2 separate regions of the Mus musculus genome follow, and region 2 is linked to region 1. Evidence: chromatin loops called from intact Hi-C (ENCODE). Cell type or tissue: gastrocnemius. All regions are shown on one strand. Links, peaks and the distances in the headings refer to the core of each region. The heading gives the core; the rest is flanking DNA. Region 1 overlaps Junos (a long non-coding RNA gene). Region 2 overlaps Junos (a long non-coding RNA gene).

Region 1 (5,381 bases), core at 79-5,078:
TTGAATGTACTATGCTGAGAAATAAAAAACAAAAAAACAAAAAACTGTAATCCTACCCAGATCTGTGTTAGCAGTGTCCAATGACCTGGATTTGAATTATGTTCCCAGGATTACAGAGTAAGCATCAGTCTTTTGCAAGGTTGAATACTGTGATTATTTCAAACGGAATGGCCCCAAAGACTCCTCATGTGTTTGAAAGCTTGGCCCATAGGAGTGGCACTATTAGGAGGTATGACCTTGCTGGAATAGGTTTGGCTTTATCAGAGAAGTATGTCACTGTGGGGGCAGGCTTTGAGGTCTTAGATGCTCAAGCAAGGTCTAGTGGCTCCGTCTTTTTACTTGGTATGTGCAAATCAAGATGTAGAACTCTCAGCTCCTTCTCCGGCACCATGGCTGCGCCATACTTCTCACCATGATGATAATAGACTAAACCTCTGGAATTATAAGCCAGCCCCAGTCAAATGTTTTCCTTTATAAGAGTTGGGAGGTGAGGGATCATAGTGTCTCTTCACAGAAATAGAAACCATAAACAAAGCCCATTTCTCTGTAGTCTTCACAAACCACCTCTTTTTATATCAAGTGCTTTGCCTACCCTTCTAGAATTCAGCTCTGGCTAACAAACCATTCTGTAAACTCTTTCAGAGTTAGGGCTGTGACTCACACTTTTTTTTTTTTTTTTTTTTTTTTAATTTTTTCTACACCTTCAGATAAGCCCTGGCCTCTCCCCTCTTGGATCACATAGAAACAAACAACAAGTATTGTTAAGTGTTTGATTCCACCTTTTACAGGACACCTATAAACATTTACTCTGAAATATAAGGCCAAGATTTTAAAGCTAGAAAGGGGTGCAGTTAAAGAAACTTTCAAAGGTTAAAGTCACTACTTGAGATGCATGATCAGAAGAGAAAAGGTATTCCGAAATTTAAAGACTATGCATATAGAGCACATGTAATGGCTGCTATCTGCCCACTACATGTATCCACTAAATGTATCCTCAGCTCATGTTCTGGCACGTATGGCAGTTGTATGTATGATTTCCTTTTCGAATTGCTGTGGCAGCAGCAACTTAAGGAAGGAATGGTTTCTTCTGAGTCACCGTAGAACAAGGAATTCAGTCAGCCACAGCAGGGAAGGCATGACAGCTGCAACATGAGGCGGCTAGTCACACTGATCTACACTCAAGATTCAGAGAGCAGACAGGAAGTGCGGCCAGAGAGCAGACAGGAAGTGCGGCCAGAGAGCAGACAGGAAGTGCGGCCAGGCTATCTACCCTCACGTCTCACCCCTGTGACTACCTACTCCAACAAGACTCTGCCTCCTCAAGATTCCATGCCCTTTCCAAACAGCACCACCAAACAGCTGGAAAACAAGTGCCAACCCAGGAGCCAAGAAGGGGCACAGCTCTTTAAATCACAGTAGCGGCAATGGCCATGGACTCCAAGAGGATGCTCACAACAGTCTGTACATGCTCACTGATGCCCACAACAAACCTGCGAAGAAGACAAGCAGACACTTTTAACTTTGTTTGTTTGTTTGTCTGTTTGTTTGTTTGTTTGTTTTGTTTGTTTGTTTTTGAAAAATAGGTATTTAGGATTCAAAAAGATCAATCCTTCTGAGGTCATAAAGGTAGTAGACAGTTGAAGTAGAAGCAAGCCAAGATCTTTGCTCTGTCCTGACCCTCTATTCTTTAGACTACAGTGACTCCAAGCTGATTTTGGAATCCTAGACATAAGTCACTGCGCTGCTCACCAGCTTGAACGACCAGCTTGCCACCCTGGGAATTTCCTCCGGGTAAACACGTGCTTGGAGACACTAGAGAGTAAACACACAATCCCTGCCCTCATGAGGCCCACAGACTTGTCATGCAATGCACAAGACAAATCCTGTCTGCCATGAGCACTACATCAGAATTAAAGTAATTAATAGGGACATTAAGCACCCTTCATTGAGCATGTACTATGCATCAGGTTCTGTCCTGAACACTTTGCTAGGCAGTGAGTAGCATGAAACACCACCTGCTTAGCTCACAGCCAGAGTTTAAGGACTGGCAGTCATTTTGACGATAGTTTTAAAAATAAAACCAGGGGTTCTTACCTACAGAACAAGGAAAGAACATTTTACATTGAAACAACGTGGAATAATATTTTGGAGAAGCAACTAATCCCCTGAGAAGTGAGACTAGTGGGGGAGGGGTTGATGAAGCAAGTAATCACTACAATGGGGACATCCCTACCATCTCGGGAAGCACTTGAGAAGACCTGGGTATGAGCAGCACTAGGGGAAGGAGAGGAGACATTATTTTAGGACAGGCAGAGACTGGCTACAAAGGGATGGCCTACAGCTGGAAAGCCCAGAGAGGCTAAGCTCTCCCCAGGCTTGACCTGGCTCCAAGGGGAGGCACAGATGGCCAAGGCTATTTGTTTGTACATTACATTTTTCCTGAACAGATTCCAAATCCTAGTTTCCAAAGAAAGGAGAAAACAGACTTATTGGGCCAAAGGCTTTCCCTGAGAAATGTCCTTGTGGCTATGTGCCAGCATAGGATTCCCCCCACAGCCCAGAGCAGCAGACGGCAGGCTGGAGCCTTCCCCAAACCTTTCAATAAGGCAGGGATTAGAAGTTATTCCCTGGGAGATTTTCAAGAGTCATGTGCCCAGCAGCTCTGCCCTAGTATTTAGGCCCACCCAACTTTGGCATGTATCCTGGTGACGTTTCAGTCCCTCCCAGGCCCGCCCTCCCCTTTCCTGTTTGGCATGGCCCAATGCTTCCTGCCAGGCCATACCTCCTCTGAGTGTTCCCTGAGAGTGGTGTTCCCAACCTCTGACCCCCAAAGCTCAGTAGGTTGTAACTATGACTTCAGTGCTGGACAGAGCCATGGACATGATTTTGCTAGTAGCCATTCTACCGCCCTGTTATGGTGTTGCCCACTACACAGGCTCATGCCCCAGCACTCCCTGCACACCCCCTGTCTATCATAAACCAAGGACAAGCAGGGAGGAACAGCCCTGGGTGTTAATGGTAAAAGGAGCTAGGGGCATCTTTTGCTGCAAACTTTGAAAAATACAATTCAGTGGGTCAGTCTGTTTTTAAATCACACTCAGGGAACTCTGCAGTGCCGCAGAAAGTGGGGTTGGGGGAAAAAGACATTTTTTTTCCTGACATTTTGTTAGGAAAGAACAAGGGTATCTAAGTCGGATGCTTCTGCTCAATTCCTTGATCTTCTTATTATGACACCCCCCCCCTCGTGCAACGCTGAAAGGCTAACCTCTCAGACTATCACACACTCAGGTGTCTGTGGTAAGGCCTCAGCAGGAGAGCACACATTTGGCCTGAGGTGACATGCGAGTTCAACGCTGTCCATTACCTCTCAGGCCGCCCCTTCCTTCCCTGAAATCTGAAGGCAGCCGTGCTGGAGCTCTGGTCTGTTTTACTTCACAGGCTGTTTGTCACATGTGAAGCTGAGTCACCCTGAGTTCCTGCAGCCTCGAGGCCGTGCTCTCCTGAAAAGGATGTGTAGCTGCGCCAGTCCCAGGTTCTGGGTGGACATGCCGTTCTGGGAACCCTGCAAAAGCTGACTGGAGATGTGAGATTGCTCACACAGGCCTGGGCTTCTGTGGCCCTGAGTGCTTTCTTGTGCTAGGGCATTTCTAGTGAGAATGCAGACATATGAGCCTACAGGCCATGGGGAGGAGTGGAAGTACTGCTGAGAAACAGCATGTGTGGCACTCAGCACCCCGGTAGGCACCCAGGGGGACCCCAGTGGTGGTCTAGGGGAGGAGAAATGGACTAATGACCATGAGACAAGGAAGAAGAGAGAACTGTCATAGCCTTCTCTTAGCACTCTGTAAGACAGCTCTCCGCCCTGCTCCTGTTTGGAGAGGCAGGCTTACCTCCACTTCCAGATGAGAAGTGGATGCCTTAGTGAAGTGGTTAGCTGGGGTCACACTAGGTAGCTGTGGTCCCATGTGGCTTTGTCGCCTGCACTCATGTGGCTCACATAACAAACTGGTGCAAGTGTACAGTGTCCCAGTAGCTGGAACACAACCCAAGGAGGAAGGTTGGACAGGTGTGAGCCTCTGCTTCACAGACAAAGAAGCAGAATTCAGAGAGGATGAGGGGGACACAAGAAACGGGGCTAGAACTCGGGCTTCAAGAGGAACACCAGCATCCTCTCTAGTATAGGATAATGGGTAAGAATTCACTTATTCTTTTAGCATACATACTTAAGCAGGGCTGACAAACCCCTAGACGTGGCCTGCCACTAAAAGTCAACCCCTCCAGGAATCCTGATTTCTGACTACTGCCACCACCAAATCTTCACATCTTAGTGTTCTCACTTCACATCCCAGTTCTCACTTCTGTAGTGCTTCATGACAAAATCTCAGCACTTAGGAGATAGTGGTAGAAGTGGCTCAAATTTGAGGCCATCCTGAGCTACATAATGTGATATCCAGGAGGCCAGCCTGGGCTACATAGTGAGATACACAGGAAGAAGGAAGGAAGGGAGAGGGTGTACAACCTTCCTAGACTCTGGTCCACTTTGCCAATAAAAAAGTTAGCTCTACCTCTATCATAGCTCCTTTTGGTTGTTGTTTGAGACAGAGTCTCACCATGTAGCCCAATCTGACCTTGAATGTCTACCCTCATTGCTTAGCTTCTAGTGTGCTCAGATTCTAACTTATCACATCTTTAAAAAAAAAAAACAACAACAACAACAAAAAACAACCAAACAACCAACAATACAAAACAACAACAAACCCCTTGGGCTATACCCTTTTCCCCACACTAACTTGGAGTCCTCAACCAGTTCTTTAAAAGGTATAAGATTGCTCCTCTGTATATGGAGCTGGAGCATTCCACACCCGGGACCCGGTATGCACAAGGATGAAGCAAGCAAAACGGAACGATTTATAAACCAGAAATAGCAACTGTGCATTGTCTGGTCATAACTGGTGAGAATCCTGAACAAACAAACAAACAAACAAACAAACAAACAAACAAACTTGTTCTCATGGCCATTGCTTTAGGGATGCAGGGAGGGAGGGAGGGAGGAAAGAGGAGGGAGGGGGAGGGAGAAGGGAAGGAGGAAGGGATGGAAGGAAGAAGGGAAGGAGGGAAGGAAGGAGGAGGGAGGGAGGAGGGAGAGATGGAAGACCCAGGCCTTTTGTCGGGGCATACATATCCTCTCTCAAGGGCAAGAGGCAGCCAGCCTGTAGAGGCCAAGTCCCTAACTGTCTTCTTCCCGCCCAGGGCCCCATACCCATTAAAGTGTAATTACAGTTACTGCCTTGTCAAAGGTAGAGATGCATGAATTTCCAGAGAGGCTCCTTGATTGGGCTGAGCTTTTCAGATGTCATTTCCACCCAGGTTTCAGTGGGGAT
Region 2 (5,381 bases), core at 275-5,274, 51 kb before region 1:
GGGGAGTGAGAGAGCGGGTTCTTGTGAATAGAGGCAGCTCTCAGAGGGAGGTAGTCTGGGGTGATGTGTGACTCAGACTTTTCTCAGGAAAAGAAATTGGGACCTGCTAGTGGGTGGAGGGCAGGGATGAGGCTAAGAGGAGCCAATGACAGGGGCTGAAATCAGAGCAGAATGGCCATTTCCAGAGGAAATAGGAGGCAAATATATTACATTGGAAATGTGTGTTGAAGAGTCCATGGAGAAGAGAATGACAGGTGTAAGATACTGGTCATTCTTCAACCACGTGCTGCTAAAAGCTTCACTTGGCTTGAGATCGCCAGGTAAGAAAGTGGACCGAGTAAAGAGCAGGAGACCATGCTGACTCCAGTGGATGGAGGGAGCAAGAGTTGGGAAACCAGTCAGATGACCAGCCATGAAGGAGGGGCTTGGTAAGCTAGGGAGTCACTCTAGAAAGTCCTGCTCAGCAGCCAAGCAAAGGGGGCATTTTAAAAAATGATTGAGCCAGGTTGCACAGGCAGTAATAGTTTAGGGTGGGCACTGAGAACTGTTCACCTTCAGCGATGGCAATGTGTTGTTCCTCGATTCCCTTACTGTCCCTGACAATGTCTGTCTCAGTGACCTAGTGGGGGAGAGGGAAAGAGAGAGAGAGAGAGAGAGAGAGAGAGAGAGAGAGAGAGAGAGAGAGAGAGAGGAGAATGCAGGAGAAGTCTTTGGAGAGAAGCAAAGAGAAGGTGAGAAGGTGGTGGTCCAAAGTCAGATTTATTTTTAAAGATGACTGATTTTGGAGCATTACTCTGGACTAGCAGGAATGTTCTCTTATAGAGGGGTAAATTAGTGGGCCGAGGTGTTGGGGGGGGGAGAGAAATAGGCCAGGAGGAAAGAACCTGGCATACATTAAAAAGCAAAAGCCAGGTCCTTGTACATATGAGAAAGAGGTATGGGTATAATTGATTGCAAATTTCTGTTGTAACTTCTTCTTCTTCTTCTGATAAACCATGTATCTGGAGGGCAATTTTATACTGTGCCAAGTCCAAACATTTCTCTCTCTTGCATAGAATAAGCTCACTAGGAGGTAGCAGAAATAGCACCCAATGGACCTTAGAGACTTTATATGAATGTCACTTGTCATTCCTCCTATTGCTGAGCTCCCTTCTCCAGCACACACTCCTCTAATTGCAGGTTATTTGTGTGGTGAGTTCCCACAGCTCATAGGCACTCCCCACAGATAGAGAATGTGTTTCATCCCTTTTTGAAGTTGGTGCTTAGCAAATGTGCCATCTCAAACACTTGGGAAAGGAAGATGCATTCAAAAGAGAGAAGGCAGCAACTGTATCCCCTTACTCTACAGAGTCTCTTTTCATATGAGGAAAGAACCTGACATTGTTTTGTAAAAACATCTTTCAGCTAGTTGATCAATAAGCAAATTCTTTCTTTTCTTTTCAATGTGTGAAAGACAAGGGGAAATTCAGGCAAGAGACAGGGCGGATTTAGTACTCAGCATGCACTCGGCACCTTGCCAAGACAGTTAACCAGCGAGATGGGGGAGCCTCCCTCCTCACACCGAGAGACCACCACCAGCTTTGAATTACTGCGTAGCACAATGAATAGGAAGCCCACACAGGAGAGAGCTTATTCCACCACTGGAGATAACTCAGCAGAATCTGGGTATCTGGAAGAAAGAACTGTAGCAGCTAATAACCATAGGATTCTGTCACTTTGTGAGTCCATCTAATCCAGGGATTAAATTAATCCAAGTCATATCATCAAATATGAGGACATACTATGAGTTACATTAGAAGAAAGGATAGCATGGCACTTCAACATGCAGATGCCAAGGACACGCTAAGGACAAAATGTGTCTATGTTACTACAAAATTATTCTGTGTGACTCAGTTTCCCTATCTGGAAGAATAACAGCAAGATGCAATAAATCAGCCTAAGAATTCCTTAAAGTGTTTAAAATAGTATCTGGCACACAGTGTATGCTCAGCAAATGTTAGCTCTGCCACTGTGGGACCCATGGGTATCTGTTTTGGATCATTCCTACACAAGAAAGCAAAGTCAACCCCACCTAGCGGGATCGGGTTCAGCAGACAGAAGCCCCTGGGGAACAAGTTCTTTTGATGTGAGCACCTACAGCCCTAGCCAACTGGCCTCCTTCTGCTTCACAAGCATGCCATCAGCCCTGCCTGGTCAAATGTGAAAAAAAAAAATGTTTATGGCTACCTCATTTGTTTTCCTTTCTGTTACTACTTCTTCCAAAGGCCAGGGACGGCTGAAATTAAACTAAGACAGGGGCCAGGGGAGCAGACAGGGCCTGGGCCAGGGCCAGGAGTAATGAAGTGGAAAATGTTCACACCGCAGGCAGCATTACAATGCACCTGTACAAACAGAATGAGGCCTACCCACCCCTCCCTACCAAGGCCTAACTGCCTCTTAGAGGTCTTTTTACAGTTTCACTCTCTCTTGCCTGATCAATATTAGATCCATGAAGATAAGAGACAAACACATCCAGAATAAAGCCGGATAGGGTGGGAGAAACTAAACAAAGAGACACTCTTAGCCTCAAAGCTTCTGTCACATTCCCAGCATTCTCACCAAGCCTGGCTGCCTACAACGGGAGAAGTACCTCACAGATAGTAACTCATGGCATATACCTTTTCTCACTCCATCCAAGCAGTGTAGTTTTGCTTCATTTCACAGACAAAGAAATCCAAGGAAACAGCCTGCAGGTGATCAAGCAATAATCAAAGGTCAGATCCCACCACCCTGTCAGACAGTAAGGCTGTCAGGACTACATTGCTGGATGACTTTCCTCAAGCCAAGGCACTAGAGCAATGTTCCCAACCTTTTTAATGCTACAACATTTTAATACAGTTCCTCATGATCCATAAAATTTTTTTGTTGTTACTTCATAACTGTAATTTTGCTACTGTTAAATGCATCATAATGTAGATATCTGTGTTTTCCAATGCTCTTGAGCAACCTTTGTGAAAGGGTTGTTTGACCCCAAATGGATCATGACCCACAGGTTGAAAAACATTGCACTAGAATATGAAAAGGCTCATCCCCTGGGCTCTGGACACTACTGTGCTCAGAGTCAGGAAGGAGTCCTAGAGAGAGACAAGCCACAGCATCCATAAAAATGTGACACTGAAGATTAGTGGCTTTGCTTCCCCTACAGTCAGGAATGGACCTTATCACTACCATGATAAAACATGAAAGAAAAGAAATGTCATTTTAAGCAGTTTCATACAGTTTTCTAAGCAGTGAGAGTGTGTGAGTGAGTCCCTGAATCTTATAGAGGTTCAGTTTCTCCAAATGGGAATTCTGGGAGCTGTAAGTGGAGTGGTGTTTCTAACTCCCAATGGTCTGCTGCAATTTACCTTTCTTGGTATCAGCTTGTAGTTACTTCACTTTCATCTCCAACTGCTGTAATAATCAGAAACCTCTTTGCCACCATAAGGAAAAAGCAAAGGTCAGCAGTGTGCAGGAATTGCCGCTCATCCCCCTTGGGTAAATGGGTGGTTAGAAGACTCAAGAGAACAAATGGATGGGAAAATATATTCCCCAGAACTGACACATAGTAGGCCCTCAATAGGCACTAGCACACTTGACAAACGAAAGTTCTTTGCAAACCAAATAATATGCTTCATTAAATTCTACAATCTATAGTAAAGTGACACCCACAGGAGACGGTCTCTGAATGCCTACTGACTCTGTTAAGTCTTTTGGGAGCTCCTTCCTTGCCTTGTGCCTCTTACTTTCATCTTTATGGTTCAGCCAGCAGCCAACACTAGACTCTGGCCTCTTTAAGTATCAAGTGATACATGATGCACGTGTTCAGGGACCAATCTGATACAATCTGTAAAAGTGAGCTCAATATTACCTCATTCAACATTAAAAGGTAACTCTATTTGCCATTCTTTGTTGTGACTTTTTTGTTGTTGCTATGCCTTTTTATAATTATTGTTTTAATCAAGAAAGAAGTCTAAGTTTTGCAATGTATAAGAATTAGAATTGCCATGTGTGCTGGTCTCTTTATCATCACTATGTGCAGACAAACAAACAAACAAAACCCTAAAATCCTAGTATCATCAAGTTAAGGGGGGAGGAGTTTATTTGAATGAATGATTTTATAGGTTTCATTTCAAGCTCAGATGGGTTTACTGAATGTGTGGCAAAGGCACAGGAAGCAGAAAGAGTGATAGGGATGAGCTGGCCCTATCCCTTAGAGATCCACTTCCTCTAAACTGACCCTACCTTCCACAGCTTCACCCTCTCCCAATGTTTAATCCATCAGTGGACAAAAACCACTGATCAAGTTAGGGCCCTCACGGTGCCGCCATCTCTGAAGTAAACCTTAAAGTAATGTTTAAGGTGTGCTTTACTAATCACTCAACCTAATCAAGTGTTCTCTTGTTTGTTTTTACTGTATTTGGTTTTCTGAGACAGGGTGTCCCTTACCTTAACAAAGTTGTCCTCAAACTCCTGGAAATTGTCCTGTTCCAGGAAGCCACCATGCGTCATTCTAACCAAGTTGAGAATCAAGAGCAACCTTAATACCATCACTTCAGGAAGCGCTTAGTCCACTTTTCCCTATTAATAACATCTCTATGGTTGCTCATCGCACACTACTGTTCTCCTACCTGTACACTAGGTAGCATAGAGAACTCACTGTCACTGAAGAAGTGAAATAAACACTTTGAGTACATTGTAACTCCCAAAATAACAGTGAAGATACATTCTTAAGAGTATTAAAAGTGTTTACATGATCTGTACTTCAGGGAATGGTCTCTCAATAAACCATATACCCTGGTACCATCTAAACTGCCAAGTGGCCTTGTATCTTTAGGGTTAAAAAAGACCCGTACACATAGTTCCATGGTTACTATTATGCCTGTAATGGAGCCTATTCTAACCTTGTTATTTAATGGCTTCATGTGAAGACCTGTGTGTAAAATGAGCTCCGTATGTGTTTGTTGATCTCTCCAGTCAATGTGAAGAAACTGAGTGCTGCAAATGAGAAACCATCAACTTCTTAAGACAGGGAGGCAGGTCTTAATAATTTTGGTCTCTGTATTGTCATTATAATTTCCATATCTCCAGAGCAACTAGCTCCTATTTTTCAACTGGAATACAGAAGAAAGACTTTTCCCTCAGTCATGTTCTGTGAAAGGCTAATCGGCCAACAGTTGTTCTGAATAATGAATAAATGAAAAGAAAAATATTGTTGATAATGGATTCTCCAGGATATAATTTCAGAGATACATATACATGTGCATGAGTGGGTATACGTGCACGTGTGTGTATATATATATATGTTACTTACTATTATAGCACATGATTCAGGAGGTTCTAGTACAAAAAGGTGCAGAAAT

What was found. Hi-C counts contacts between places; a loop is a spot of excess contacts. Peaks named below come from ENCODE experiments on the same cell type or tissue, not always from the same donor. Only the 100,000 strongest peaks of a DNase experiment are listed, where the experiment ranks them.
Region 2: a loop joins it to region 1, with 2.1 times the contacts of the local background. A loop is called at or near these places in 2 of 42 quality-filtered maps.

What each region holds. Positions count from the first base shown.
Region 1 is chr4:95,079,938-95,085,318 of GRCm38, reverse strand. All of the region lies in intron 1 of Junos (a long non-coding RNA gene), which reads right to left. Among named protein-coding and RNA genes, the nearest start is that of Junos, 30 kb to the right of the region's middle. In gastrocnemius, for the core only: no CTCF peak of the experiment used is centred there; a DNase peak (open chromatin) is centred at 2,524; H3K27ac peaks cover 2,662 bases.
Region 2 is chr4:95,130,975-95,136,355 of GRCm38, reverse strand. The region is part of intron 1 of Junos (a long non-coding RNA gene); the gene reads right to left. Among named protein-coding and RNA genes, the nearest start is that of Gm12708, 60 kb to the left of the region's middle. In gastrocnemius, for the core only: no CTCF peak of the experiment used is centred there; DNase peaks (open chromatin) are centred at 1,518 and 2,340.